4 separate regions of the Homo sapiens genome follow, and all the other regions are linked to region 1. Evidence: chromatin contacts called from ENCODE Hi-C or POLR2A ChIA-PET data. All regions are on one chromosome and are shown on one strand. The core of a region is the stretch at or near the end of the contact, and the rest is flanking DNA. Distances in the headings are between cores, read along the strand shown.

What was found. Hi-C counts contacts between places; a loop is a spot of excess contacts on that map. ChIA-PET counts read pairs that join two places held with the same protein, here RNA polymerase II (POLR2A). Pooled maps may share reads with other maps.
Region 2: a loop to region 1 is called in a pooled map, with 2.4 times the contacts of the local background. The contact joins the promoter of RAB15 here to the enhancer-like site in region 1. A Hi-C loop is called at or near these places in 2 of 50 pooled maps. POLR2A ChIA-PET finds 5 or more read pairs at or near these places in 5 of 52 experiments (GM10248, HEK293T, OCI-LY7 and 2 more).
Region 3: a pooled map shows a loop between it and region 1 (2.6-fold over the local background). The contact joins two enhancer-like sites. A Hi-C loop is called at or near these places in 1 of 168 maps with a recorded cell type or tissue (PC-3), 1 of 37 single-sample maps with no recorded cell type and 3 of 50 pooled maps. POLR2A ChIA-PET finds 5 or more read pairs at or near these places in 6 of 52 experiments (B cell, BJ, CD4-positive, alpha-beta T cell and 3 more).
Region 4: a loop to region 1 is called in a map with no recorded cell type, with 16 times the contacts of the local background. The contact joins two enhancer-like sites. A Hi-C loop is called at or near these places in 2 of 37 single-sample maps with no recorded cell type and 7 of 50 pooled maps. POLR2A ChIA-PET finds 5 or more read pairs at or near these places in 4 of 52 experiments (OCI-LY7, PC-3, Panc1 and 1 more).

Annotation. Positions count from the first base shown.
Region 1 is chr14:65,177,070-65,184,314 of GRCh38, reverse strand. No RefSeq gene overlaps it. Among named protein-coding and RNA genes, the nearest start is that of LINC02324, 42 kb to the left of the region's middle. RefSeq lists enhancers at 4,177-4,266, 4,337-4,536. Within about 2 kb of position 4,299, at least 12 of the 41 ENCODE cell types and tissues checked have a DNase peak (open chromatin) inside an H3K27ac peak, as active enhancers do; they include B cell and PC-3, where a contact is called at or near this core.
Region 2 is chr14:64,968,126-64,975,370 of GRCh38, reverse strand. RAB15 (RAB15, member RAS oncogene family) reads left to right here and starts at 3,035. Exons shown (of 7, transcript NM_001308154.2): 1 at 3,035-3,418. The coding sequence starts at 3,295. All of the region lies in intron 3 of CHURC1-FNTB (CHURC1-FNTB readthrough), which reads right to left. RefSeq lists an enhancer at 1-698 and a silencer at 2,873-3,242.
Region 3 is chr14:65,348,285-65,355,529 of GRCh38, reverse strand. No RefSeq gene overlaps it. Among named protein-coding and RNA genes, the nearest start is that of MIR4708, 17 kb to the right of the region's middle. Within about 2 kb of position 3,854, at least 2 of the 41 ENCODE cell types and tissues checked have a DNase peak (open chromatin) inside an H3K27ac peak, as active enhancers do; they include B cell, where a contact is called at or near this core.
Region 4 is chr14:65,318,490-65,325,734 of GRCh38, reverse strand. No RefSeq gene overlaps it. Among named protein-coding and RNA genes, the nearest start is that of MIR4708, 13 kb to the left of the region's middle. RefSeq lists enhancers at 4,049-4,138, 4,359-4,468, 6,539-6,758. Within about 2 kb of position 4,599, at least 6 of the 41 ENCODE cell types and tissues checked have a DNase peak (open chromatin) inside an H3K27ac peak, as active enhancers do; they include PC-3, where a contact is called at or near this core.

The DNA.
Region 1 (7,245 bases), core at 3,050-5,549:
ACATTAGGAGCTGGAGTTGCTTCCCTACAGTGGGTAGATGGAGCAAGTGGGGTGGGGGCAGGGAACCACAGAGGGACACCTCCTGAGGATTTGGGCTCTCACTCTTGCTGGGACTTTACTTTCCTGTTGCCCCTTTAATACCACTCTGAGCTTCTGAGCACCAGCAGGAGGCAAAACATTGGAAGCAAGGGGGTTGCATGAGTCACGTGGAAATATCTGGGGACTTTGCTGCTGTCTAGGCCAGTTAGGGAGAGCCAGCTTGAGAAGGCGGAGCACCTGAAGGGACTGTGTCCGTTGTGGAGTTTTAGAGACACATGACCCTTAATCAGGAGGGGAGAAGTATCATTAAAAAAGAAAAATCTAGAACCACATCTTCCCAGCCCCAACTGAAAGACCAAAAGGCCAACCAAGAGTTGTTGACAGTGTCAATATATTTATTGCTAAGGTGCAGTTCACAAACTCTTCCAAAAAAACTAGAAGAGGAGGAAATACTTCCAAGCTCTTTTTATGAGGCCAGCATTACCCTGATATCAAAGCCAGACAAGGACATAACAAGAAAATTACAGGCCAATATCCTTAATGAATATAGATGCAAAAACCCTTAACAGAACACTAGCAGCTAGGCATGGTGCCTCATACCTGTAATCTCAGCACTTTGGGAGGTTGAGGCAGGTGGATCACTTGAGGTCAGGAGTTTGAGACCAGCCAGGCCAACATGGCAAAATCCCGTCTCTACCAAAAATAAAAAAATTAGCTGGGTGTGGTGGCGGGCACCTGTAATCCCAGCTACTCGAGATGCTGAGGCAGGAGAATCGCACAAACCCGGGAGGCAGAGGTTGCAGTGAGCTGAGATCATGCCACTGCACTCCAGCCTAGGCCAAAAAGCGAGACTCCGTCTCAAAAAACAAAACAAAAACAAAACACACACACACACACACACACACAAACACTAGCAAACCAAATTCAACCACACATTAAAAGAATCACTCACCATGATCAGTGGGATTTATCCCTGGGATGCAAGATAGTTCAACATATGCAAATCAATAAATGTGATATATCGCATTAACAGAATGAAGGATAAAAACCATTTGATCATCTCAATAGGTGTGGAAAACATATTTGACAAAATTCAACATCCTTTCATGATGAAAACTCTCAACAAATTAGGTATAGAAGGAATGAACCTCAACACAATATACATTAAACCCATAGCTATCATTATACTCAACAGTGAAAAATTGAAAGCCTTTCCTGTAAGATCTGGAACAAGACAAAGATGTGCACTCTTGTCACTTCTATTCAACTGTAGGGGAGTGAAAAACCTCCACCCTTCTAAGTTCCTTGGCTAGGCTACAAATTAAAGGGACATAAGACAGATTGACAGGAGAAAAACCATATTTAATGATGGGCATATGCAAAGGTGTCCCACAGAATAAGAGACTTGAAGAAGGGTCAGACGATTGAAGTCTATATAGCATCCTAAGCTACAGAAAGGAATAGGAGCTCCAGCTTCTCAGGGGAGGCGGGGGACACAAATTACGATAGAGCAAAGGGAGGAAATTTGTGGTGAAGAAAGGCTGCCTTATCCAGATAAACAGTCTCAGCTAATAAAAATTGTCTGGAGCAGCCCTCAGAAGAAGAGGTAACAATCTCTGGGTTGGTGTTAACCTCCAGTCTCACCTCCTGTGAACCAAGTTAATCTTCCCTGATTGATAAGATTTCTAGGGAGGGGATTCATAACAAATTGAGTTCCTTTTAGAGGATTCATCTTTAGGCAGATAAGGGGGCTCAGAGAAAGCATCTGCTGTTTCCTAAGTGCCCTCAGTGCAAAGCCACCAGTGCACCACAGAGGCATATTTTGGGGTGGCATTTCCTGAACACCTTCACTGCTTAGTATTAGAAGTCCTTGCCAAAGCAATTAGGCAAGAAAAAAATAAATAAAAGACACTAAATCATTTAGAAAGGAAGAAGCTAAATTGTTACTGTTTGCTGATGACATGATCTTATATATAGAAAACCCTAACGATTCTACCCCAAAACTGTTACAATACACGAATACAGTAAAGTCACATGATACAAAATCGACACACAAAAGTCAATAGTGTTTCTGTTTATTATTCATTTTATTGTTAGACCTGCACTAACAATAAACTGAAAAAGAAGAGAACAATCCCATTTACCATGGCTACAGCCTGGTGATAAAGACAGCCGAGGGGAATTCTCTGGGGTCAGATCTGGATTCCAATCCCCCCTGAGCCACTTACTCATTGTGTCACTTAGGGCAAGTGGCTTCATTTTTCTGCATTTTAGTTATTTCATCTTACTTCGTTAAATGGTAGCGACAATAATAATGCCTTCCTTGTATGAATATTGGGAAAAGCGAAAGGAGATGGGTAATCCATTAAAGTGTTTACTTAACCCAATGCTGGGCACAGACAAACAGTAGATATTAGTTATTGTTGTGTTATTGTGCATTTAGTGCGCTATATTAGGTGATCTTGCGAAAAGAGCAGAAATAGTCTCTGTCACTGAGGCATATGTTCCCAAAATCCCACTCTGCCTTCTCTGTGCTGACTCAAATCTGATTTAGCTCCAGCAGCTTCTCTGTGTAGTGGAAAGAGCTTGGATTTGTGCCCCAGCTCCATTGATCCCCAGCTCTGCACACATCATCTAACTTCTCTGAGCTTCAGTTTCCTCTTCTGCAAGATGGAGATGATAATAGAGACTCTGCTGACTTTGTAAGGTTGTGGTGAGGCTCAAATGTGACTATGGGTGAATTTTCTCCAAAAGCTGTAAAGTCATTATAAAGCAAAAGTAAAACCCAACCTTACAGGCTTCACTCAAGTCCCACCTTCTCCTACCTTTCTGTGAGAGAAATCCAACTCAAACTGTCTTAAGAGGGGGGAAAATGGATTTTCTTAGCTCATGCAACTAAACGATCCAGGAGTAAATTCTGGAGTGGCTGGAGCCAGGTTCTCAAAAGATGACATTTAGGCCAGGCACGGTGGCTCACACCTGTAATCCCAGCACTCTGGGAGGCTGAGGCAGGCGGATCACGAGGTCAGGAGGTTGAGACCATCCTGGCTAACATGGTGAAACCCCGTCTCTACTAAAAATAATAAAATTAGCCAGGCATGGTGGCACGCGCCTGTAGTCCCAGCTACTCGGGAGGCTGAGGCAGGAGAATGGCGTGAACCCAGGAGGCAGAGCTTGCAGTGAGCCAAGATCACACCACTGCACTCCAGCCTGGGCGACAGAGGGAGACTCCGGCTCAAAAAAAAAAAAAAGACATTTAAAAATCTGATTCTCTCTTTCTCTCAGCTCTGCTTTCCTTTGTATTTCCTTTGTGTCCTTCTGAAGACACCAAATCCTTAGAAGGCATCTCTTTGTGCTTCCCTGCCCCCATCTTTGCCATGTCATAGGTTAAGCCTGCTCAGACTTTAACCTATGAAGCAGGCTTAACCTATGAAGTGGCAAAGATGGCCACAAGCAGCTCTGGGCTTGCAAACTACCAGTTTAGCAATCCAGATAGAAACAGTCCACCATTCTCTCGACAGCTCCAGCAAGAGTCCCAGAAATGAGTCTCCATGGCCTGACTTGGGTCATGTGCCTGTCTGTGGCCCTTTCTCCCAAGGCCAGGAGATTGGAATATGCCAGTTGGCCAAGCCTGAGTCACATGCCCACTGTCTGGAGCCAGGTGATGAATCATTCCAGCTCATTCCAGCTGTAACCACATGAACAGAACGAGGAGAGGTGGTTCCCCAAAAGGAAAGCAAAGTGATGTTTCCAACGGAAGGGAAAAGGAGATACTGGACAACAGATTTTCACTGTACACAGATTTGACTATTGTATTTTCTGGTAGGAGGTAGGGAGAAGAAGTGAGAGCCAGAATAAAAAGTCCCAGAGAGCAATGAGACATTCAGTTAATACTCTGTAGTTGACTCAACACTTTGCATCCCTGGAACATTCTGCCTAGTAATATGGCTTCAGGAGAAAGGGTCCTGGGCCATTTTAGGAAGGGAGCCCTGCACTTGCTGAGAAACACAACTGTGAATGATAAAGGGAACGAGAACCCTATTTCCTGACTCATTAAAGCAAGAGAGTGCTTAATAAATACTACTTGGTGATAAAGTTCTGACAAGGCCACTCATCTAATAACCACAGTTCTGACTCTGATTCCTATTCTGCTTAAGAATCTACACGAGCCCAGACTTCAGCTGTCATTAACAGAGGTCATGTCGTTGGCAGGCTGCCTGTCACAGATTCCGTGCACAGGAGGGCAAATAGCAAATGGGGAACTCCGGACACCACAGGTGTTTCTCTCTGAGTCACAGCGCTTCAGCCTCATTCCCCTTCCCTGGAGAAGACTTCCTCCATTCCATCACTACTTCTACCTCCTAAATAGCACTTTTCTCACCATTTCATATTACAAAAGCATGTTATGACATGCTTATTTCAGGAAACTCAAATAAGAGCATGCAGAGTCCCCATATTCTTCTCTACCTTATTACAAATCATATCCTCTTCTAGGCATATACGAATACTGTATATAAGACTTTTAAAAGTGGGATAACACTGTTCCATGACATATATTGGAAATATGTTGTGGGAAGTCAGGGACCCCAAACAGAGGGACCGGCTGACACCATGGCAGAAGAACATGGATTGTGAAGATTTCATGGACATTTATTAGTTCCCCAAGTTAATACTTTTATAATTTCTTATGCCTGTTTTTACTGCAGTCTCTAAACATAAATTGTGAAGATTTCATGGACACTTATCACTTCCCCAATCAATACCCTTGTGATTTCCTATGCCTGTCTTTACTTTAATCTCTGAATCCTGTCAGCTGAGGAAGATGTATATTGCCTCAGGACCATGTGATAATCGCATTAACTGCACAAATTGTAGAGCATGTGTGTTTAAACAATATGAAATCTGGGCACCTTGAAAAAAGAGCAGGATAACAGCAACTGTTCAGGGAATAAGAGAGATAAACTTAAACTCTGACCGCTGGTGAGCCGGGCGGAACAGAGCCATATTTCTCTTCTTTCAAAAGCAAATGGGAGAAATATCACTGAATTCTTTTTCTCAGCAAGGAACATCCCTGGGAAAGAGAATACGCACCTGGGGGTATAGGCCTATAGACAGCCCCCCTAGGTGTGCCCGTCTTCTATGGTCAAGGCTGTAGGGGTGAAATAGACCCCAGTCTCCCACAGCGCTCCCAGGCTTATTAGGAAGAAGAAATTCCCACCTAATAAATTTTAGTCAGACCGGTTGCTCTCAAAACCCTGTCCCCTGATAAGATGTTATCAATGACAGTGGTGCCCGAAGCTTCATTAGCAATTTTAATTTTGCCCCGTCCTGTGGTCCTGTGATCTTGCCCTGCCTCCATTTGCCTTGTGATATTCTATTACCTTGTGAAGTACTTGATGTCTGTGACCCACACCTATTCGCACACTCCCTCTCCTTTTGAAAATCCCTAATAAAAACTTGCTGGTTTTTGTGGCTTGTGGGGCATCACGGAAACTACCGACATGTGATGTCTCCCCCGGATGCCCAGCTTTAAAATTTCTCTCTTTTGTACTCTGTCCCTTTATTTCTCAAGCCGGCCGACGCTTAGGGAAAATAGAAAAGAACCTAAGTGACTATCGGGGCAGGTTCCCTGAGAAGAATATCTCTCAATGCCCATAGATACCCTTCTGTAGCATTAAATTTAAGAGATTCAAGTTGGTGATTTTTTTAGTGGATGTACTATAAATTATTTATCCTTTTTTCTACTATCGGGTAGCTACATTGTTTACACATGTTACTATTATGATATTCTGTGGACTGTTTTAAAAATAAAATAAATGAATGGGGTTACAGTAGGGAGGTATAATGGCCAGTGTGGGAAAGACACAGCTACCAGGTGAGGTGGCTCACGCCTGTAATCCTAGCACTTTGGGAGGCAGAGGTGGGTAGATCACTCGAGCCCAGGAGTTTGAGACCATCCTGGGCAACATGGCAAAACCTTGTCTCTACAAAAAATAGAAAAATTCACCAGGCATGGTGGCACACATCTGTGGTTCCAGCTACTAGGGAGGCTGACACAGAGGATGGCTCGAGCCCAGGAGGTTGAGGCTGCAGTGAGCCCAGATTACGCCACTGCATTCCAGCCTGTGGCACAGAGTGGGACCCTATCTCAAAACAAAACAAAAAATTAAATAAATAAAAAAGAAAAATGCAACATACTACAGAAAAGCGGTATGAGGGAAAATAGTTGCTTTCAGAAAAATATCTCCATTTAATATCATGTAGACCACACCTGGAATTTGGGGATTTTTCTGGGCTCTGCTCTCAGCTCAGTAAGGTTTTTGCTATTTGAATGACTATAAAGAAGCTTTATCCATCTGGATCCTGTTGTTGCTGTGTAATGGGGGTGGGTGTGTGGGTCACTAATTCCATCAACTTTGATTCGATATGTTTCTGTTATACTAGTTAACAAATTGCCCCAAAACGTACTGGCTTAAACCAATCATCATATTTGCTTATGTTTCTCTGAGTCAGCAATTTGGACAGAGCTTTGTTGGGTGGTTATTCTGTTCCTCATGCCACTGGCTGAGGTCATTTACTAGGCTTCATTTACCTAGTGGCTAGACAGAAAGGTCTAAGAAAATTTCACTTACGTGTCTGGCACCTCAGCACTTCTCCACTTGGTCCCTCTCTCCACGTGGTAAGGTTGAGCTTTCTCATGATATAGAAGTTTCAAGGTAACCAGATTTCTTATATGGCAACTGCTCCCAAATGGGACAAAATTGGAAGCTACGGATATCTTAGGGCCCAGCCTTAGAAGTTATACAGTGTTACTGCAGCCTCAACCTCCTGAGCTCAAGCAATCCTCCTGCCTCAGCTTCCCAAGTAGCTGGGATTATAGGCATGTGCCACCATACCCAGTTAATTTTTTAAATTTCTTTGTAGAGACAAGGTTTTGCCACTTTGGCCAGGCTGGTCTCAAACTCCTAGGCTCAAGTGATCCACCTGCCTTGGCCTCCCAAAGTGCTGGGATTACAGATGTGAGCCACTGTGTTTGGCCTCCAGTGTATTCTATTTGTCAAAACCAGTGTCAGAGTTGGTCTGTTTCAAAGAAATAGAAAATAGACCACACTTCTTGATAGTAAGAGAGGCAAAGAATTTTAAACCTTCTTTAACTCACTACAGTGAATATGATGAATACAATAGGATTATAGCGTTCTCCTATAA
Region 2 (7,245 bases), core at 1,786-4,285, 210 kb after region 1:
CACTCCTTTTTTTTTTTTTTTTTTTTTTTTTTTTTGAGACAGAGTTTCACTCTTGTCGCCCAGGTTGGAGTGCAATGGCAGGATCTTGGCTCACTGCAACCTTTGCTTCCCGGGTTCAAGCGATTCTCCTGCCTCAGCCTCCGGAGTAGCTGGGATTACAGGCGTGCGCCACCATGCCCAGCTAATTTTTGCATTATTAGTGGAGATGGGGTTTTACCCTGTTGGCCAGGCTGGTCTCGAACTCCTGACCTCAGGTGATCTGACCACCTCGGCCTCCCAAAGTGCTGGGATTACAGGGGTTAGCCACCGCGCCCAGCCATTTTTTTTTTTTTCTAAAGCAATGTAAGCTACTGAATTTGAGGTCAGTCCAGTATGACTACATATGCTCAATTTTTTATGAGTATGAACATTTATTTCTCTGGATTCCTTCAGCAAACCTCATTCCCTTTCCTGTCTTGCCTAGGGAAAGCCATTTCTTTCAAAATGAAGTGAGGAATCCACGTCAGCTTGCATTTTCTTTCCTGTTTTCTCAGACAGAAGCAAGCAGAGAGCCACTAAAGGTCCCAGTGAGGAGGCCTGCAGAGAGCTATTTACCATTACAGTGCCGATCAATGGGAAGGCAGCTGCGGTGCCCAAAGGGGGTCAGGCTGGGTTGGATCTGCGCTCGGTACTCTGGTGGTCGTGGGAGGAAAATCACAGCAGGTTGGGCCTCGGTTCCTAGAAAACATCCCTGGCCATATTCATCTGTGGGATATTCTTACCACCCGGGATGCACAGGGGAAACATTACAGGGTGTTTTCTGCACCTCTGCTTTATTGAGTGCTGGGTCAAGTGTTATGCTGTCCTTTCTTTTTTTTTCTTTTTTCTGACGGAGTCTCGCTCTGTCACCCATGCTGGAGTGCAGTGGCGTGATCTCGGCTTACTGCAAGCTCCGCCTCCCGGGTTCACGCCATTCTCCTGCCTCAGCCTCCCAAGTAGCTGGGACTACAGGCGCCCGCCACCACGCCGGGCTAATTTTTTGTATTTTTAGTAGAGACGGGGTTTCACCATGTTAGCCAGGATGGTCTCCTGACCTCGTGATCCGCCCGCCTCGGCCTCCCAAAGTGCTGGGATTACAGGCGTGAGCTACCGCGACGGCCTGTCCTTTCCATGCATTATCTTATTTCATCTTTCCAGCAATCCTGTAAGGTAGTCACTCTAAATATCCTATTTTGAGATGAGGAAACTGAGTCACAGGGGGGTTCAGTAATGTGCTCAAGATTGCACAGCTGGTGAGTGGTGACACTGGGACTGGAACCCAAGTGTGCCTTACTCCAGAGCCCTTGGCATGCACCTGAAACCCCATGTAAGCCCACTGTGGAGACGCGCACCTCGAAATAATGGAATCCACTACATCAGTTCCTTTAGCTTTCTGTGTAATCAGAGTAGCTAGCAGGCTCGGGATTTCGCCCCCCGGCTTTTTTTTTTTTTTTTTTTTGAGACAGAGTTTTGCTCTTGTTGCCCAGGCTGGAGTGCAATGGCGCAATCTCGGCTCACCGCAACCTTCGCCTCTCAGGTTCAAGCAATTCTCCTGCCTCAGCCTCCCGAGTAGCTGGGATTACAGGCACCGGCCACCACGCCCAGCTAATTTTTTTATATTTTTAGTAGAGATGGGGTTTCACCATGTTGGCCAGGCTGGTCTTGAACTTTTCCCCTCTTATTATAATTCAGACACTTAACCTGAAATATACCTTTTCAAATGAAGTAAATGGGCTTACCACTTTCCTTGACCTACTATTGAAAAATACATTCTCCATCCAATATTCAGCCTGAAAACAGGTATGTACATATATACTTTTCATTGCTTTTTTTTTTTTTTTTTTGAGACAAGGTCTCCCTCTGTTGCGCAGGCTGGAGTGCAGTGTCATGATCTCGGCTCACTGCAGCCTTCCCCTAATGGGTTCAAGCAATCCTCCCACCTCAGCCTCTCAAGCCTGGGATTACAGGCGAGCCACCGTGCCCAGCTAATTTTTTTTTATTTTTAGTAGAGACTGGGTTTCACTACATTGGCCAGGCTGGTCTCCAGCTCCTGACCTCAAAGTGATCTGCCCGCCTCAGCCTCCCAAAGTACTGGGATTACAGGCATGAGCCAACGCGCCTAGCCTTTCATTGCTTTTTAAAGACCTAATAGGCTAGACTTTGCTCTCCCTCAATACTCGTTGGTAGGGATAGGCAATTTTCTCAACTCCGGAGAGCATTCATTTGCCTCTCTCCGGTGCTAACACATTCAGTGGTAGGAAACTGGATCTTGAACAAGGGCCATTCATTCTTTGGTGCCACTGGCTATACCACAGAGAAATTTAGGGGTCTGAAACAATACATTGGTCACCTGGGCACCTATCCTAAGCACCTTAGAGGGAAAACGGAGACTTGCCCGCACACCTCTAAAGGATTTTGCACTTGGAGATGTTCTTATGGCCATCTATCTTTTCACCCTGGTGGAGGCCGTGAATAGGCATTTTCCCCATTTAAAGAAAAAATGGGGACGGGGGAGGGCCGTGACACAGTCACACAGGTAAGGGGCAGCCAGATGGCAGGGAGGGGGAATTCCACCCACACTCTCGGGGACTCATGGAGACGGGTGTTCGAATCCAGATCCTGCTCAAGGCCTTCCTACCTCGGGTGAGCCCAGCTGAGGTACCAGCCACTGGGGAGCCCGGCCAGATCCTGCAGATGCAGGGTGCCACGGCGGGCGGAATTACCGGCGCCAGACTTGGGGTGGGATATGGGGAGAAGTGGTGAGCCCGGAAAGCGGAGCACGGTAGAAGTGGGCTGGGTGGGGGCTCACCTCAACTCCCCCATTCGGAGCGTCCGCGGAAAAACGAAAACGTTCCCCCGCCCCGGGCAGGAAGGGGTTGGGAGGGGGGGCTGGCGCCCCGCCCCAGCGTCGCCTGCTCGATGGGGTCCCGCTCTCCTGCGCGCGCTCCCCGCCCCCTCTCTCCGGGGCGGCGGCGGCGGCGCAGGGGAAGGGGCGGGCAGGGGCCGCCGCCGGTTTCTCCTCCCACCGCCTCGCGCCAGCCCAGCCGAGCCGAGCCGAGCCGAGCGGGCGCCGCGCCGGGCTCCCGCCGCAGCCGCGCTTCCCGGCACCCAGCGAGCGAGTGGGCAGGCGGGCGGGCGAGGCAGCCGCGGGGGCCGGGCCCGGCGTCCTCCTCGCCGCCCGCAGCGTCCCCGGGCGGGCGCGGGCCGCGATGGCAGCGGCGGAGCAGGGCTGAGCCCGCTGCCCGCCCGCAGTTCCCGGCCCCGCTGGCCCCAGTCATGGCGAAGCAGTACGATGTGCTGTTCCGGCTGCTGCTGATCGGGGACTCCGGGGTGGGCAAGACCTGCCTGCTGTGCCGCTTCACCGACAACGAGTTCCACTCCTCGCACATCTCCACCATCGGTAAGGGGCGGTGGCCCGGGGCGCCCCTCCCTCCCCGCCCGCGGCCCCTTTCCCCGCCGCCCCCGTCCCCAGCTGGGGAGGAATTGCCAGCCCCTCCGGCTGGAGGCGGTGGCGCCGGAGGCCGGAGTCCGGGATAAATCTCGGGGTGAGCATAGGTTTTGGCAGGTGAGGGTGTCCCTGCTGCCTGCCGTCCGGACCAGGGGTGGGGTCTCCCGCCTCTTGCCGGGAAGCCTTCCGTCCCATCAAACCGAGAAACCGGGGGTGAGGGGAGCTGGTGTAGGCCTGGGTACCCCGAGCTGGGGTAGCAAGAATCGTAGCCGCTGGAATAACATCCCCACACCCCCAGGGGGAGGGGAAGTAAAGCTTCTGCTACGGAAAAGGGGGTCAGGGTGGAGACCGGAGTCACTGAGGCGCCCTTGGTTCTGTGGTGACCCAAGGTGGAGCCGGCGGGGGGCGAGGGGGGGAAGAGAGGACGTACGGAGGGGCCACAGGGATCGAGTTTCCAGGGCAGAGTTGGGAAGGTAAGCCGCAAGGTGGGACACCTGGGGGAGGACACAGATAGGGTGAGGAGCCCCTGCGCCTGGGAAGAGGAGACATCTGTTCTGAGGGAGGCTAAAGAGGATGGAGGAGTGTCAGGAATACCTGCCCAGACCAAGGGGTCAGAAGGCAGGCAGGACCCGCCTGAGGGCATCTCTCATCTGGCAGTGCTGGAGCCTGTGGTTAGAGGGACAAGACCCGGTGGCATCCCAGACAGCACTATGATGGGGTCACTTATTCTAGGAATGGGTCCATGGCCTCCCCTCTGAGACAGTCAGTCTCCCGCTTCTAGGCTGTGAGGGGCCCCCTCCCTGAGAAGTCTGAGTAGAGGGAATTTCATCCTCAGCTGCTACCCGGGTCAGCCCTGGAGTAGCCTCTGCATTGCCCAGGCCCCTGGAAACACCTGCTGGCTGGCTGGTCATCCATTTGGAATGCTCTCCTAGAAGTCCCTGCTGCCATCAGGGATGGGCACCAGCTCTCAGCTTCCTCTTGAGGATTCATGTCCACACCATCCCCCCTCCCCCCAACACACATTCCTTGCTGAGAGAGAAGTAGGAGCAGATAGATACAGCCAGGAGGAACAGAACCTTCTGGTTAAGAAGCCAGCTTTATTGTCCAAGAGACCTGAGACCTCACTGTGGGGCAAAGCAACCTTGAATATTGCCTAAACTTCTGAGCTTTATTTAGTTTCTCATCTGTAGAACGGGTATAATAATTGCACCTACCTGCCAAGTTGTTGTCAAGATTAAATGAGATAACGATTGTTAAGTGCTTAGCACAGCCAGACACATGGTGAAGCTCGATAAATGCTGATTGTTCTTACTGCTATTGCCATTATCATTGAGCTTTTAGGGTCTCCTCTCTTTGTTTCACCAACTTGAAGGGTGAAACAACAGGACTTAGGGTCAGGGAACAGAACTTGTCCGTCTTTCTCAGAGGAGCTGTAAGGCCAACTCTTAGGAAACCCAGGAGCTTGGGCTGAGCCATGGTTTGGATGAGAGACATTGCAGAAAGAAGGGGAGCCTATAGACACTAAGGCTTTGTGCCTGCCGGGAGGACTTGGGGAAGAGGCAGGTGCAGGAGAAAGGCATGGGCGTGATGGAGGAAGTGGCAGAGGAACCAGATGGTGTATGAGGACAGGTTGTGGGCTCAGGGACAAAGGGCGGTGGGTTATCCCTTAAGGAAACTAGGAGTGGCTATTTTTGGGAGAGGCCTGGTGCTTGGAACTACTGAGCTATCTCCAGAGAGCTGTGGGCTGCCTGGGAGGCCCTGGCTTTGGCCTGAAGAGCTGTTGTTTGCACCTGCTCTCCTAGTCCCATTCCAAGTCCTATAGGTGACATGGACTTTTCCCTTTGAGGGCTTCATTCAACCACCTCATTTCAGAAGCTCTGGGACTCCTGCTTAGTGCTGTGGGAGGCAGCCTCCCCTGGGAGACACATACCCTCCTTTTTGAGGGCACCCCTCTTTCTAAAATACCAGGATGGCCCTCTGAGGCTCGTGCTCTCCTTAAAGAGAGTCCATTGCCTCACACCTCTAATCATCCACCCTTCTCCTTGTCCCTTCCCCTTGTAATCTCCCTTCTTAGACACCTTCTGCTAATAGGTGAACACTAAATAGGTCACAGGGACTTCCTGAAACCCTCCAGGGCAGACCACTTTGGGCACATAGGTGAATCAGTGAACTGAGTAGGGGTGTCTCTGCAGCACTGTCTCCCCTCAAGGCCCTTGGTATATTGGCCTAAAACCTAAAGATGGCTCCCAGATTTCTTCCTCCGCTTCTGACACCCGGGTTCCCCTTTCTACAGGACACAGAGGATTCTCTAGGGTCCCCCTTTCCACAGGACACAGAGGACTCTAGGAGTTTGGATTCCATGGAATAGAAAGAAACCTGTCTTTCTTCACACCAGCCTTTTAAAATCTGCCCCACTGGGTATCTTAAATGCTTTCTTATTTAAAGCTTATTAAGGGACTTGGGATTCTCCCTTATCTTGGGCGTGTTTTTCAGCATTAACTAAAACTTAAAGGAAAGAGTTGGATGGTCAAGAAAAGCTTTTTCCTTAAGTGATATGGACAGTTTCTCAAGGAGGTAGAAGGGGCAGCCAGGAGACAAATCAAGGAGCCAACGAAATGAGTGCTACCAAGTCATAGTCATTCGCTTATTTTTAAAAAATGCGTGTCCTGTATGCCAGGCTCTGCACTGAGACCGAGAGATTCCAAGATGAATAATACCTACAGTCACTGTTCTCAAATTGTGCATTACCTAAAACACATTACATGACCATGCTGGCCACTGATCGAGGCACCTTTCCCAGGGGCTTTTTTTGTGAATTAAGAAAACAAGGTAATTCACCAGTTATTGCCAAGATAGTTTGGCTTCTTGGCTCATGTGGATATCACCTAGGCCAGTACTTTTGTGATTTACTGTGTACTCCACTTTAACGGCCTGCGATCTTCTAGAGAAGAACCCGCCAGGGAGCAGTGAGAGGCCTCCCTGGTAGACTGAGACACTGACTGTCCCTCCCCCTATCCTTTTCGTCTTTCTGGCCAGCAGACCAGCAGGTGGCCCTGCCACTGGCTCTGCCACAGGCATTTCCTTTCTGTGCAGCTGTGCTGGCCTGGCTGGGGGTTGGTGCGAAGGGGTCCCCAAAATACTACCTTAAACAAATTAATTGAGCATTCACTACCAAGCTCTGTGCCAGGCATTTTAGAGACATATTGCAGTCTACGTTTTCTGCCCACAGAAGCCCATAACCTAGATGGGGAGGCAAGACAAAGGGAAAAACAAAAAACAAAGAGCTAGTGCCAAAATGAGATATCTGAAAGAACTTGGTGAATCACTCTTCAAATGTAAAGGATGGATTATGATCATTGCAGTTACTCTTAATGAAGGTCTCACAGTGGGTATCAGAAGCTAAATTATGATGCAAGATGTACCATGAGGCAGCCGGAGAATGGCGATGGATGGGATGGGTGAGTGCTATTCCCACGACTCCATGCTGTCGGAGGCTGGGGAAGAGAGAGGCCCCTGTGGACTAGAACCGGCAGGGAAGGCTGAAGCTAGGCCTCAGTGTGGGCTGCTCGTCAGTTCCTGCAGCAGAAGGGAGCAGATGGAGTAACATGAGCAGAGATAACAGAGGTGGGATTGAGTAGGTGTCCGTGGGGCTCTAGGCAGTTTAGATGCAACAGAAGGGATTCTTCAGGAAAGTGAGAAGATTCTTCTGTTTCTCTCTCTGTCTCCCAAATTATAAGTGCCTTGATGGTGCGACCAAATCTTATTCCTCATTGTTTTTA
Region 3 (7,245 bases), core at 2,605-5,104, 170 kb before region 1:
ACTCCTTCTACTACCACCACCACTCAAACTTGGCACATGACTAATACCTCAAGGACAATCTCTAACTATATAACCTTGGAAATATCCACAAGGGCCCCTGTGGCAGAGCCTGCAGGTAAAGTAGGCACTTTGAGGTGAAACCTTTTAGTCCAATAGCTGTGTCACATAACAAAAGTAGCAACATTAATAATGGTGGCTATTTTATTGGCTAACTCAATCCCCTGCCCCATTTTGCTATTACCAAGCAGGGCCCCGGATTCTAGTACGGCCCAACAGAAAAGAGGGGATTTCAATAATCATTAATATTGGGGATTGCACCAGCCAGGGCAAGGTGGGGCTCACAGCATGATTCCATTTGATTTTAAAAAGTAAAGTGATGTGCATTTCCTTGCTCCTTGGCGAAGTGGAGCGAATTCCTACCTGTTATTTAGGCATCAGTGAGAGAGTGGTGGAGCGGGGAGGGAGGCAGAGTGATCCTCAAATCACCAGGCAGTAGGAGAAGCTGCCAGGCTCTGCCCTCCTCCATTTGCCTTTAGTTGGCAAAAGACAAATTAGCCCAGCGCCTCCTGAGCTGAGTTTGCAGTGCAGAGTCTGCAAGAATGTTTGCTTGGGGAGCAGCACTGTGCTTTACCTCAGCAGGTGTAATTCCATCACATGATTGTCTTGGATCTGCTTTTCCCCACTCCAGCCTGAGCTTGCCAAGTCAGAGAACGATAGCTGAGAAATAAATAGTTCTTCTCTGTGTCAGCCCAGGAAACACTAAGGGTCCCTTTACACGGTATAGAATGAGCATTTTCTTACTGCTGGGGTTAAAGAAGGCCTCTCTCCCTGCCCTTGAGGCCTACAGCCAGAACTTTCTCTTTGCGGGAAACTCACTGGCTTCCACGGGAAGCCAGACTGGGCCCTGCGGCCTGCCCTGCCCAGCCCATACCCAAGCTTTACAGGTCGCCAACACACCAGTCAAAGGAGGAAGACTAGGGCCTTCACGGGGACACAGAGACAGGGCTAAGTGCTCTACTGCCTTGGAAACTTTCGGTACAACCTTGGCATCTCTAGCCCAGAGAGTTATTTCTATTGCAGTTTAAGGTTACTACCTTGGGCAGGTAACTTTCACCTTCTGGAAACTGCTGACAAGGAAGCTAAATAAGAGGGACCTCCCCAGCCCAAGCCTGGAAAGCTCAGCCATTCAGCCCAGGAGCCAAGATAAGGTGAGCCTGGTCAGTGCCAGCAGCCTGGGCCCACTCATGCCTAAAGACTCGTAGGGTCCCGTGAAGCCAGGTCAGTGTCTGACCTTCCTCTTTCAGGTTACAGATGTTCCCTCTGCATGTCTGTTGCAGGACTAAGCTGGCTTGAGAGACTCTGGGGTTTCTGTACAGCCCTGACAGGGACCAAGAGAAGAGAGACTATCACTGAGTTCTAGGGACTCCTTTTTTATTTTTAGTAGAGACAAGGTCTTGCTGTTGCCCAGGCTGTTCTCAAACTCCTGAGCTCAAGCGGTCCCCCTACCTCGCCCTTCCAAAGTGCTGGGATTACAGATGTGAACCACTGCCCTCAGCTTGAGTTCTTACTTGAAGTTCAGATTTCTGGGCTTTTTCTGGAATGAGACACAGTACAAAACCATAACACTTGATGTGATGTTTCTTTCTTTCTTTTCTTTTTTTTTTTTTTGAGACAGAGTCTTGCTCTGTCGCCCAGGCTGGAGTGCAGTGGCACGATCTCAGCTCACTGCATCCTCTGCCTCCCAGGTTCAAGAGATTCTCCTGCTTCAGCCTTCCAAAATAGCTGAGATTACAGGCACCCGCCACCACTCCTGGCTAATTTTTTTGTATTTTTAGTAGAGACGGGGTTTCACCATGTTGGTCAGGCTGTTCTCGAACTCCTGACCTCAAATGATCTGCCCACCTCGGACTCCAAAAGTACTGGAATTACAGGCATGAGCCACTGCACCCAGCCACTTAATGGTAGGTTTCTTATAAACCTACTGCATGGTTATATAAACGAGATGATAGAAAAGGAAATCTCTGTACTGTTGTCTTCAGTGCTTGTTAAGATACACAGTAGCCACTCCAGTGCGTTAGCCATCTCTGACAGGTGCTAGATTTTCCCCATTTGCTACTCATAATCTGCTCTCCACCCTTCTTTGCCCTGCTCTCTGCCCATGAGGCTGAGTCACAAGGATGACATCAGTAGGCTGCTTTTGCCCTCCAGCCTCTAGGGGTTGGCCAAGGAGGTTGGCATATTTATTTCTCTGGTTCCTTCCTGCCAGGTGGCCCTCTCTATCAGCTTTCTAGGTTCCTTTAATGGGTTCCATTGCCTTGTCCTTACAGACATGGTGGCGGTAGTGGCTCTTGCACTCACCAGCCCAAGGGTAGTGCACATCCCTTTTGCTTTGTCTAAGCCCAGTCCATGCTTTGTAAATAGTGACTTTATTACACTCTTCCTAAATGACTCAATTTAAGGGCATCCTTTTTTTTTTTTTCCAGGCTAGGACACTAACAGATGAAACCTTTAGAACATTTTGCCCTTATTACTATTTCTAAGTTAATATGGGGAAATTTTACTTGACTTTGCCCTCTCCTAACTTTTTGCACATAAAATTTTATTTTCTCTTTTTATTTTTCTTTGAGACAGGGTATACTCAGACTGGAGTGTAGCAGTGAATTCCTGGGCTTAAGCAATCCTCCTGCCTCAGCTTCCCAAGTAGCTGGGACATAACATCTAACATTCCCAAGTAGCTACTAGTGCATAACATCTAAAAAAAAATTTTTTTTTAATTTTAAAAATTAAAATTTTTTTTTGTAGAGATGGGGTCTTGGTATGTTGTCCAGGCTGGTCTCAAACTCCTGGCCTCAAGCCTTCATTCTGCCTTGGCCTCCCAAAGTGCTGGGATCATGGGTGTGAGCCACCGGGCTTGGGCTTATTTTCTCCTGGTATTGCTAGTTTTTTTTTTTTTTTTTTAGACGGAGTCTTGCTCTGTCCCCAAGGCTGGAGTGCAGTGGCGTGATCTCGGCTCACTGCAACCTCTGTCTCCCAGGTTCAAGCAGTTCTCTGCCTCAACCTCCCAAATAGCTGGGGTTACAGGCACCTGCCACCACACCTGGCTAATTTTTGTATTTTTAGTAGAGACAGAGTTTCACCATCTTGGTCAGGCCGGTCTTGAACTCCTGACCTCGTGATCCACCTGCCTTGGCTTCCCAAAGTGCTGGGATTACAGGCATGAGCCACCACGCCTGGCTAAAGTAGTTTTTTAAAATTTAAAATGTATACAATAATTTTTTGTTTTCTAAAAAGCAAGATCCTTACTGTAATTGCTTTCAGGAGATAATTTTAGATAATGTATTAGTTCGTTCCTTGTTGATTATAATAGAATATGTGGAACTGGGTCATTTATAAAGAAGAGTAATTTATGTCTTACAGTTATGACGGCTGGGAAGTCCAGGATTGAGGGGCTGCAACTGTGAGGGGACTCTTGCTGGTGAGGACTTTCTGTAGAGTCCCAAGGCCACACTGGGAATCACATGGTGAGGGGCTGAGTGAGCTCACATGCTTGCTTAGGTCTCTCTTCCTCTTCTTAAAAAGCCACTAGTTCCACTCTCATGATTACCTGCTAGTCTATTAGCCCATTAATCCATTAACCTATAAATGGATTAATCATAAGGGTTGAAACCTTTTGATCCAATCACCTCTTAAAGATTCAATACGGTCACATTTTGAGATTAAGTTTCTAACACATGAAATTTGGGGGACACATTCAAACCATAGTAGATAAATAAGGAAAAAAAAGTCTTGCAAATTTTGCATTTTAAACCAGCACTAACAGGTGTTTCCGACGCATGCTACGGCTTAAGAAGCACTGCAAAAGTCAGCTCTTCAAGCTTCTCACAGGCAGCTGTCCTAAGACATCAGCATCCCCTTCCCTCCATTAGAGCCTACACCAATGAGTTTGAGATAAAGCAATTTTATATAAAAACAGCCTAGTATCTCTATATTGGAAAGTCTGTCCTTAACACCAGGTTTTGAAGTCCAGGAAAGCTGTGTACGTTATTTAACTTAAAAAGTTAAATATGGGCCAGGCACAGTGGCTCACACCTGTAATCCCAGCACTTTTGGAGGCCGAGGCGGGTGGATCACCTGAAGTCGGAAGTTCAAGACCAGCCTGACCAACATGGCAAAACCCTGCCTCTACTAAAAATACAAAAATTAGCCAGGCGTGGTGGCGCATGCCTGTAATCCCAGCTACTCAGGAGACTGAGGCAGGAGACTTACTTGAACCCGAGAAGTGGAGGTTGCAGTGAGCAAAGATCGCGCCACTGCACCTAGCCTGGGTGACAGAGTGAGACTCTGTCTCAAGAGAAAAAAAGTTACATATGTATATCTATCTATATATTTAAATCACATATATATATGTGTGTGTGTGTGTATGTGTATGTGTGTGTATGTGTATATATATATATATATATATAACTTTAGGCCGTGCATCGTGGCTCATCTCTGTAATCCCAGCACTTTGGGAGGCCGAGGCGGGTGGATCACGAGGTCAGGAGATGGATTCCATCCTGGCTAACATGGTGAAACCCCGTCTCTACTAAAAAATACAAAAAATTAGCTGGGCGTAGTGGGGGCGCCTATAATCCCAGCTACTTGGGAGGCTGAGGCAGGAGAATGGCGTGAACCCGGGAGGCGGAGCTTATAGTGAGCCAAAACCGCGCCACTGCACTCCAGCCTGGGCGATAGAGCGAGACTCCGTCTCAAAAAAAAAAAAAAAAAAGAAAAACTTTAAAAGTTTTATACTCAAGGCTTTTCCTAGAATATACATTCCTCCATATTCCCTATTTTAAAAATTACCTCTTTGTCTCTCAAGCTCAACAACTTTTCTGTGAATCTCTTGATCCTTGCACATCTGGCATGAAAATATCCCAAGTTATCTGCATTGGCAGATGGAGCTGTGCTGAACAGAAGCTTTATCCTGGATTCGGTCCTCTCTCCCAGCACAAGCACCTGACTCAACTTCCGAAGTGTGGAGAACGTTATGGAACTTCATCTTGCCCTAGTTTACCTCCTCCGACTTCCAGTCCTACCCACTTATACTTCTTCCTGGTCCAAATGGATTATCCCCCTAATTTTTCCCCTTAAAGATATCAATAGAAGATTGATTATCCACACTGTATGCTCATTATTGTCCTGCGTTGCTCCTTAGAAGCTGTTGCTAAGTAATGCTAAGTACTAAGCCAGGTTCCTGTGGTCTGCTCCCGCACCCTAGAAGGGTCTTACGTGAATTGGGCTGGGATGAGTTCCAGCACATGGGAACTATAGGAAAATCTGAAACAGAGGCAAAAAGTGACCTTAGGAATGAAGTCTCCTTTACATTGATGATGTGTGACCTGTTCTCCTCATTCTCCTCAGCAACTTCAGACTGGCTACTTCTTTTTTTTTTTTGAGACAGACTCTTGCTCTTTGTCCAGGCTGTAGTGCAGTGGCACAATCTCAGCTCACTGCAACCTTCTCCTCCCAGGTTCAAGCGATTCTCCTGCCTCAGCCTGCTGAGCAGCTGGGATTACAGGTGTGCACCACCATGCCCGGCTAATTTTTTTAATTTTAATAGAGACAGGGTTTTGCCATGTTGGCCAGGCTGGTCTTCCCCAGCGAGTTTTCACCAGCTCTAGCCCAGCCTGACCCTTTTTCTAGTGAAAGGCAGGTCCCACTTGACTGTTATTTTCATCCAAAGGAATGAACAGCCAGAGCCTCTTACTTCCCAGTATGTAGTAGTGGTTATCATCAAGCAGTTGATTACATAGAGCTTTGTTTGGGGAATATAATTCTTTACAAGTCTGGCCGTAATAAAATACAGACTTGCCGCTAAGATTTGCGGGGCCTTGGGCACGAGTGCAGATGGAAGTCCACATACTACATATATAAAAGTTGTAAATTACACTAACAAACGGATAAATAAAATATTTCAATTCCCCTATACTGACAAATATCCCCTCATAAACACAAAATATACACACAGATACAAATATACAGCCCTTGAAAAAGAGAAAGAAACGGGCTAATCTGGAAGGCCAGGTTCAAATATGGAATTCTTGAACTTCTCAGAGCTCCATGCGGGGACATAGTGGAATGGAAAGAGCTGGCCCCTGACCCACCCCCCACTTATCTTCCTAGCCCAGGCACTGTCCCACATGACAAAGGGCCTTGAGTACATTCACGTAGACATGACCAAGCTCCATCCACATTCCCACTCTTACCTCATCACACTTATTGCACACCTTTCATGCCTAGGAATAAGTACATTAGTGGTACAGTCTGTCCTTGGGGAAGTGTACCTGCAGAAGTGGCCCAGGCCCAGGAATTAGGCTCTAGAAGGGGAATATGGGCTCTGAGTGGGAACATCCCATTGGTGGGTTCTTTCCGCCATGAGAGGTATAGCCAAAGTGGGCCAGAGTGAGGCCCTCTAAAGCATGGGATCCTCTAAAACATGGGACCATAGGCAGAGGGCACAGCCAGTGAAATAAGATAGCTTAGATGGAAGATACACCCAACAGTAGGGAAATCACTAAAGAGGTCATGAAAGCTCCAGGTAAAATGGTGGCCCCGGAGAGGAGAGGAGGAAGAGATAGAGATTATCTAGGAAGCAGATCTGAGCAGACACACAGAGTGCAGAAACCAGTGCTTCGGCAAATGCTACCTGTCCTGGCTTCAGCCCCTGCCCAGAGTACCCACACTTCTCTACTGGGCCCTGAAGACCCCTTCTTTGCCTAAGCTAGTTGGAGTAGGTACTGTTACTTGACAAAAATAAAGTCTTGACAAGATACTACTTCGTGTCGCAAAAGAAACCGAAGTTTCCTAGAGAGAGAGAGATGGCAGAGAAAGAAAAGGGCTAAAGACAGAGGTTTGAGAAAGACATAAAATGCAGAAAAAGAGAAAGAAGAACCCAAGTAAGAGTTGTGACAGGAGTAGGGAAAGAACTAGCTCACTCGGGTGGGCATTTCAGAAAGAAGAGCTGGTCGGTTGGAAGATGAGGCCTGAGTAAAGGTCACTGGAATTGATGACTAAAAGATCACCACTGACCTTCAAGATAGCACAACTAGAGATGAGTGTTGGCAGACAGATGTGCCCAGCTGTGCTGGGGAGATGGAGCAGCAGCTGTTCACACATGGCCCAGGGCTTTCTTCTGCCCTGTATGGGTGTGAGTATGACCCCCCTGCCTGTTTCACAATCTCCTTCTACTGAGCACACTGGGGA
Region 4 (7,245 bases), core at 3,350-5,849, 140 kb before region 1:
CACAGTATCGGGAGCTGAAGAATGAATAGTTCTAAGCCAGGCTTGTTGTTAGGTTGAAAAAAAACCCAACCAGCCAACCACCAATTTGGTTTTTCTCAAGCTGTCAGCTGAAGCAGAGAGAAGTAAAATGTTAAGTTGAGGGTGTTTTAAGGAACAAAGAAGATGCTATACTTGATCCCATATTCTCTTTATTTATACACAAAGTAAACAATCTCCCTTATTAAGCTTTCCAGGAATTTACCACCTGTTAATTCCAAGACCAAATTCACAACTTGGACAATACATGTATAAAATTGAAAGTCATTTATTGGTGGCATCCAAGGAGGTAATGAACATTATTAACAACATCTATTATGTTGTAAGATTAGTTGCTTCCCTGCAGTAGCTAGTCAAATATGAATTCTTATTGTCTTTCAATAAAGAGAATTTCTATTCCTTTTTTTTTTTTTTTTTTTTTGAGATGGAGTCTCGTTCTGTTGCCCAGGCTGGAGTGCAGTGGCGCAATCTCGGCTCACCGCAACCTCTGCCTCCGGGGTTCAAGCGATTCTCCTGCCTCAGCCTCCCGAGTAGCTGGGATTACAGGCAAGTGCCACCATGCCCGGGTAATTTTTGTATTTTTTTAGTAGCGAAGGGGTTTCACCCTGTTGGCCAGGCTGGTCTCAAACTCCTGACCTCAGGTGATCCGCCAGCCTTGGCCTCCCAAAGTGCTGGGATTACAGGCGTGAGCCACTGTGCCGGGCCAAGAATTTCTTTTCCTTTACCTGACTCTCCTTTCTGATTTTTGCCTAAATCATAATCCTGGGCTTTACTATCCATTACATCCTGAGATCCTTAGCCTTCAGATAACCTTATAGAAAAATCAGTTAATGTAACTGTGTAGGGCCACCTCATTTGTTGTACCTAGGGAAAATTAAGTTAGGAGGATCACCACAGAATAAACAGGGGAACAGGTTTGGCCTGTGATTCAGTGAGCAAAAAAGATCTTGCTCTTTTCCCAAGCCAGCTCTCCTCTCTTTCTCAGCACTAACATATTATAGGATGTCAGTATCTTTTTTTTTTTTTTTTTTTTTTTGAGACAAGAGTATCGCTGTGTTGCCCAGGATGGAGTGCAGTGATGTGAACAGGGCTCACTGCAGCCTCAACCTCCTGGGCTCAAGCAATCCTCCTGCCTCGATCTCCTGAGTAGCTGGGACTAGAGGCGCACACCACCATGCCAGGCTAATTTTTTAATTTTTTTGTTTTTGTTTTTGAGACAGTGTCTTGCTGTGTCACCCAGGCTAGAGTTCTCAAGCGATTCTCCTGCCTCAGCCATCCGAACAGCTGGGACTACAGGTGCCTGCCACCATGCCCGGCTAATTTTTGTATTTTTAGTAGAGATGGGGTTTCACCATGTTGGCCAGGCTGGTCTCGAACTCCTGACCAAAAGTGATCCGCCTGCTTTGGTCTCCCAAAGTGCTGGGATTACAGGTGTGAGCCACCGTGCCTGGCTTAGGATGTCAGTATCTTATACTTGACTGTGGCTTCCCTTTATCTTCTTCTAAAGAGGTTTCTGCCCTCTCTAGAGAGACAATATTGATTCCTTATCCCCAGATCGGATGGAGTTAAGTTCATGCTACTTGACTCCAGCCATCATCAACCTCTTCCATTCTAGACATAAAGTGCAATTTTTGCTAAGGAACTAAAGAGTCTCTCTGGTAAAGTGTGATTTAGGTCATTCTTCTAGATTCGGGTTTTAATTCACGGCTGGCATTTCCAAAGTAGTTTAGGGTGAGCATCTGAAATAAATGAGTCATCTCGGTCCTTCTATTTCTTCTATTTCCCATTATTTTCCAACTTAAACATCTAGGGACTAAAGATTAATTTATCCTCCCAATGCTGGCAACAGGCAAGTCATTCTGTAATATATATTGGGAAATTAATGGACTTCCATTAGGGGAGAAGTAAACAAAAGTTGATAATATATATGCCGGTTTATCTATAGACACACAGTATCAGGAGCTGAAGAATGAATAGCTCTAAGCCAGGCTTGTTGTTAGGTTGAAAAAAAACCCAACCAGCCAACCACCAATTTGGTTTTTCTCAAGCTGTCAGCTGAAGCAGACAGAAGTAAAATGTTAAGTTGAGGGTGTTTTAAGGAACAAAGAAGATGCTATACTTGTTCCCATATTCTCCACCAAGTCAACCCTCCTTATGTGGCAGGGAGAGCTGCACTCAGACCCCGGATGCCTAGGGAGAAACTGGGAGGAATTTTTGCTCCCATCGCAGGTAGGATCTGGTGGTTTGTTGAAATCCACGTGGTTAGGAAACCTCAGATTAATCACCTGAGTGGTTTGGGAGACAGGTTGCTAGAGGCCAGAGGCACTCAGAGGCAAAAGGACACTGAGGCTTTATAAAGGCTCCTTCCATGGTGGACACTTGACAGCAGACACAGCAACCTACGATATCAGCCTCAGCGTTTACTGTTCCCCTACTCCAGAGTACAAAATATCTCCCTAGGTATTGAGCAAAAACACTGCGAGAACCATTCAACCTACTTCTATATAAATGTAGTCTTCATACTACATTAGACATTTTTTTTTTTTTTTTGAGACGCAGTCTGGCTCTATTGCCCAGGCTGGAGTACAGTGGCGTGATCTCGGCTCACTGCAACCTCCGCCTTCCGGGATCAAGCGAGTCTCCTGCCTCAGCCTCCGGAGTAGCTGGGATTACAGGCATGCACCACCGCGCCCGGCTAATTTTGTATTTTTAGTAGAGACGGGGTTTCGCCATGTTGGTCAGGCTGGTCTCGAACTCCTGACCTCGTGATCATCCCGCCTCGGTCCCCAAAGTGCTGGGATTACAGGTGTGAGCCACTACACCCGGCCGACATAAGACGTTTTGTTGGCTAACATTAGTACAGCACCCTAGAGTTTGTAAAGTGCACTCAGATCGATGGTCTTAATTGATCCAGTTGCACACAAACCTTATCATGATGTTCTGATTGTGAGCCATCAGTAAATAGTGGTGGTACTGAAGTTCTCCAGAACATGTCTCAGTCAGGGAAACCCTTCAATATGGTCTTACAAAGAAATATTAGTTTATTTGATAACTGAAAAGACAGAGGGTCTTGCTCTGTCACCCAGGCTGGAGTGCAGTGGCTTGATCATGGCTCACTGCAGCCTTGAGCTCCTGGGCTCAAGTGATCCTTCCACCTCAGCTTTCTGGGTAGCTGGGACTAGAGGCACACACCACCACACCCAGCTAGTTTTTAATTTTTTTTTTTTGTAGAGGTGGGGTCTTGCTATATTTCCCAGGTTGGTCTTGAACTCCTGGCCTCAAGTAATCCTCCTGCCTTGGCCTCTCAAAGCACTGGGATTACAAGTGTGAGCCACTGCACCTAGCCATAAGATATATTTAAGACAAAAGCTAATTGGTGTTGGCAGGTAAAACTCAAGAAAGGTGCAGGTATCCAGGTCCTCTTCTCTCCCTGGATCCTGTAGACAGTTGGGCTTTTTGGGGTGCAGCTGGATGCACCATCAATCATCTGAGGAGGGACCCCTGGTACCTCTTCCTTTTCATAGGTCAACTTGAGAGGGACTTTGCTGTGGTGGGAAAGTATTTCAGGGTTCAGACACTGATCAGCATGAGCATAGGGGCCCAAGGCTTAAGGAAGTGCTATGAAATGCCCAGCTAGTGTCTTCAGATCTCCTGGTACCATAGGAAGTTGAAGTTGGGCACAGCCAGCCTCTCCTCTTGGGGAAACAGTAAGGTAGCCCATTGCCAGGCAAACCCAAAAGGAGCTCTTAGGACCATTCATTGGATATTCCTATTTGTCACACCACACTTTCTACCCATATCCCCCAAACTTAGCTAGTACTTAGAACATAAAAAGTACTCCAAAAATAACTACAGCTGCCATTAATTGAGGGCCTATTGTGTGCAAGTGACTTGGCATATTTTATCACTAGTTCTCACAATGACTGTGCAAGATAGGTATTATTAGCTCTATTTTATAGATGAGGAAACAGAAGCTAGAGAAGGCTAAGTGACTTGCTTAGTAATATGCAAGTCACATAGAGCTAGTAAATGGTGGAGCTGAAATATGAACCCATATCTCTGTGACTCCTTTTACCCCCAGGCTATGTAGCCTGTCACTGTGAACATAGTCTCTCTCCTCTCCTCCCCACTGGCCCCCGTACATGTGTGTCTGTCTGTCTCCAGCTCGACCTCTCCCTGTCCTGCTGTCTCTGTTTCTCTCTCATCTGTGGGTAGGTTCCCACCACTTCCTTTCCTGAAGTCCATGCCTTGCGTGCCTGCCTACTGAAATGTGCTTCACCAGTGAGGCCTCCTGACCCTTCTGCATTGTCACAAGCTGGCCTGGATGATTTTTCTCACCTCACCCAGTCTAGTTTGCTCTCTACCTTCCAAGCCCAGCAGGTACTTGAAAAGTAGTGGTCATCTGCTGTTAGTAAAAGCTCCAAGTAAGAAAAATGTAAGCTAAACTAGGAGCAGAACAAAAAGGAAGTTAAGAGATAAGAACCAAACCTGGTTTCTTGGCAGGGCACTTAGGGAAAGAATGACCCAAGGTCAGTCAAACCTGCACCCTAAAGCAGGAAGGGCCTCTGGCCTTTTCACTCAGCAAGATGCTCAGGGGACAACCCAGAACATAGTGACTCTGGCTGAGGACGCTGTTACATTCCCCAGGGACTTGTAAGGCCTAACAATCACCATCCTCCTCCCGCTCCTCCTCATCAAATGCATTTATTAAACAGCCTAATTATTAAACAAGGCAGGTGGAAGAGAAAGGTGGGAAATTGGAAGGTTGAATCAAGCTTTTTAAAAAGCTAGAAAAATGACTCACTTTGTGTAACCTCTCATTTGGAGAAAAAAGTGGATGTTCCTGATCCAGCCAGGTACATTTTTAGACCTGTAGGGGAGAGATAGGGAAACAGACCATTTTTTCTCTCAGTCACAACTACTGTGAGCTCAGAGCTGAACTGCCAGGCCTCTAGAATAAATTCAGAGGATTTATTCTTCCAACAAGGGCCAGAAAACTGACAGAATCACAGGCAAGAATAATATCTGTTCAAGTCAATGTTTAGAATATTAGAAGTGTGAAGACATTTTATTAGCAAATCCACCAGATTTTCTCCTTAAGGTAAGAAATTGTGCTCTATTTTTTTCTCCTTCCTTTTTCTTTCTTTCTTTCTCTCTTTCTTTCTCTTTCTCTCTCTCTCTTTCTTTCAGAGTCTCACTCTATTGCCCAGGCAATCTCAGTTCACTGCAACCTCCACCTCCTAGGTTCAAGTGATTCTCCTGCCTCAGCCTCCTGAGTAGCTGGGATTACAGGCATGCACCTCCATGCCCAGCTAATTTTTGTATTTTTAGTACAGAGAAGGTTTCATCATGTTGACCAGGCTGGTCTCAAACTTCTGACCTCAGGTGATCCACCCACTTTGGCCTCCCAAAGTGCTGGGATTACAGGCATGAGCCACCACGCCCAGCTATTTAGTTTTAAATCCTGGGATGGAGCCCAGTGTCTGACACAGAGAGATGCTCAATAAATGTTTGCTAGGGCCAGGCATGGTGGCTCATGCCTGTAATACCAGCACTTCAGAAGGCCAAGGCAGGAGAATCATTTGAGCCCAAGAGTCCGAGACCAGCCTGGGCAATATAGCAAGATCCCCATCTCTACAAAAAAAAATTTAAAACAATTATATTGAAAAGCTTACTAGGATAAAATTGAAGGCAAGAGCTGAGTCTTGCACAATTTTGTATTCCATTCAGTGCCCAGCACTAAGTGAATGAGTGCCTGCAGGCATTAATGAATGAAAAATGCACTTTTTGATTTGCCTTTGAAGGAAAGCATATGCCTTTGCAAGCAGTGGTATCATCTTCCTAATTATCCAAGAAGTCTGTGTTCTCTTCTTAATTTCATTTTGATTTTGTTCCCTTAAGAAGACAGAGCTTTTGCTAAACGAATCTGGCTACTAAAAAGAAACAGTTCTGCTGGCTTTTCTTCTTCCTCATGTAGTGGCAAACAGTCCTGAACTTCTGGATCTGTCAAGGTATTTCCTATGTTCCTGTCTGGGCACAGGTCAGGATTCTCCCAGGAGCTGGTCTCATTTGCCTTCAGCTTTCCTGGTCCTCCTGTCGAATCTCACCTCTCCTCCTTGTTCTTTGTTTTGCCCCAGTTGAGTTTTAATCCCTTTTGCCCAGCAGCTCCCTCCTCTCCCAGTACAGTAAATCTCATCTCTCTCAGTGTAGCACATTAGCACATTTACGTGGAAAGTATTTAATACATATGGATCATATGGGTAGCCAAGAAAGTACATGGTCTGTGGGGGGGAAACTGAAGTAGGAGCAGGGAGAGGCAAGAACCTTTTCTCAAAAGAGTCCTGAGTGTGGCCAGGCACGGTGGCTCACACCTGTAATCCCAGCACTTTGGAAGGCCAAAGGAGGTGAATCATTTGAGGTCAAGAGTTCAAGACAAACCTGGCCAATATGGTGAAACCCGGTCTCTACTAAAAATACAAAAATTAGCCAGGCAGTGGTGGCGCATGCCTGTAATCCCAGCTACTTGGGAGGCTGAGGCTCGAGAATTGCTTGAGCTTGGGAGGCGGAGGTTGTGGTGAGTCAAGATCATGCCGCTGCACTCCAGCCTGGGTGACAGAGTGAGACCCTGTCTCAAGAAAAAAAAAAAAAAAGAGTCCTGAGTGGAGGGATAGTAGGGATCAGTGATGAGCTTTCTTTTCACAAACAGAAACAGGTGTGAGTCACTGAAGGGGCTTCATTTGGGAGATGAAGTACATTTCATTCTATCAGTTCCCTTCACAAATATATAAAAGCTCCCTATTTTACAGCTGAGGAACTGAAACTCAGAGAGGTTAGGAGACTTCCTGACCACACCTTCAGGCTGAGCTAGGTACCCCTCCTCTAGGCTTCTCTCATGGGACCTCTGTCTTAGTGCTCATCACACTGTGATACAGTTACTTACTAATATCTTTTTCTACTCAATTTTCTGTGCACTCACAGAAGGCAGAAACTGTACCTTTCATTTCCATGATTCTCATGGATAAAGCCCTCAATAAATGTTTGCCAGATGAATGACTTGCCCAAGGTCACACTGCTAATATATGGCAGAACCGGGACCAGAACCAAGACCTCCGACTCCCCAGATCCCATATCCTTGCTGTTCTCCTGGGATGTTTTCTGGAAGAAAATGAGCTGTGGGCCTAAAAAGAAGCCAATCAAGCATTTGGCAGG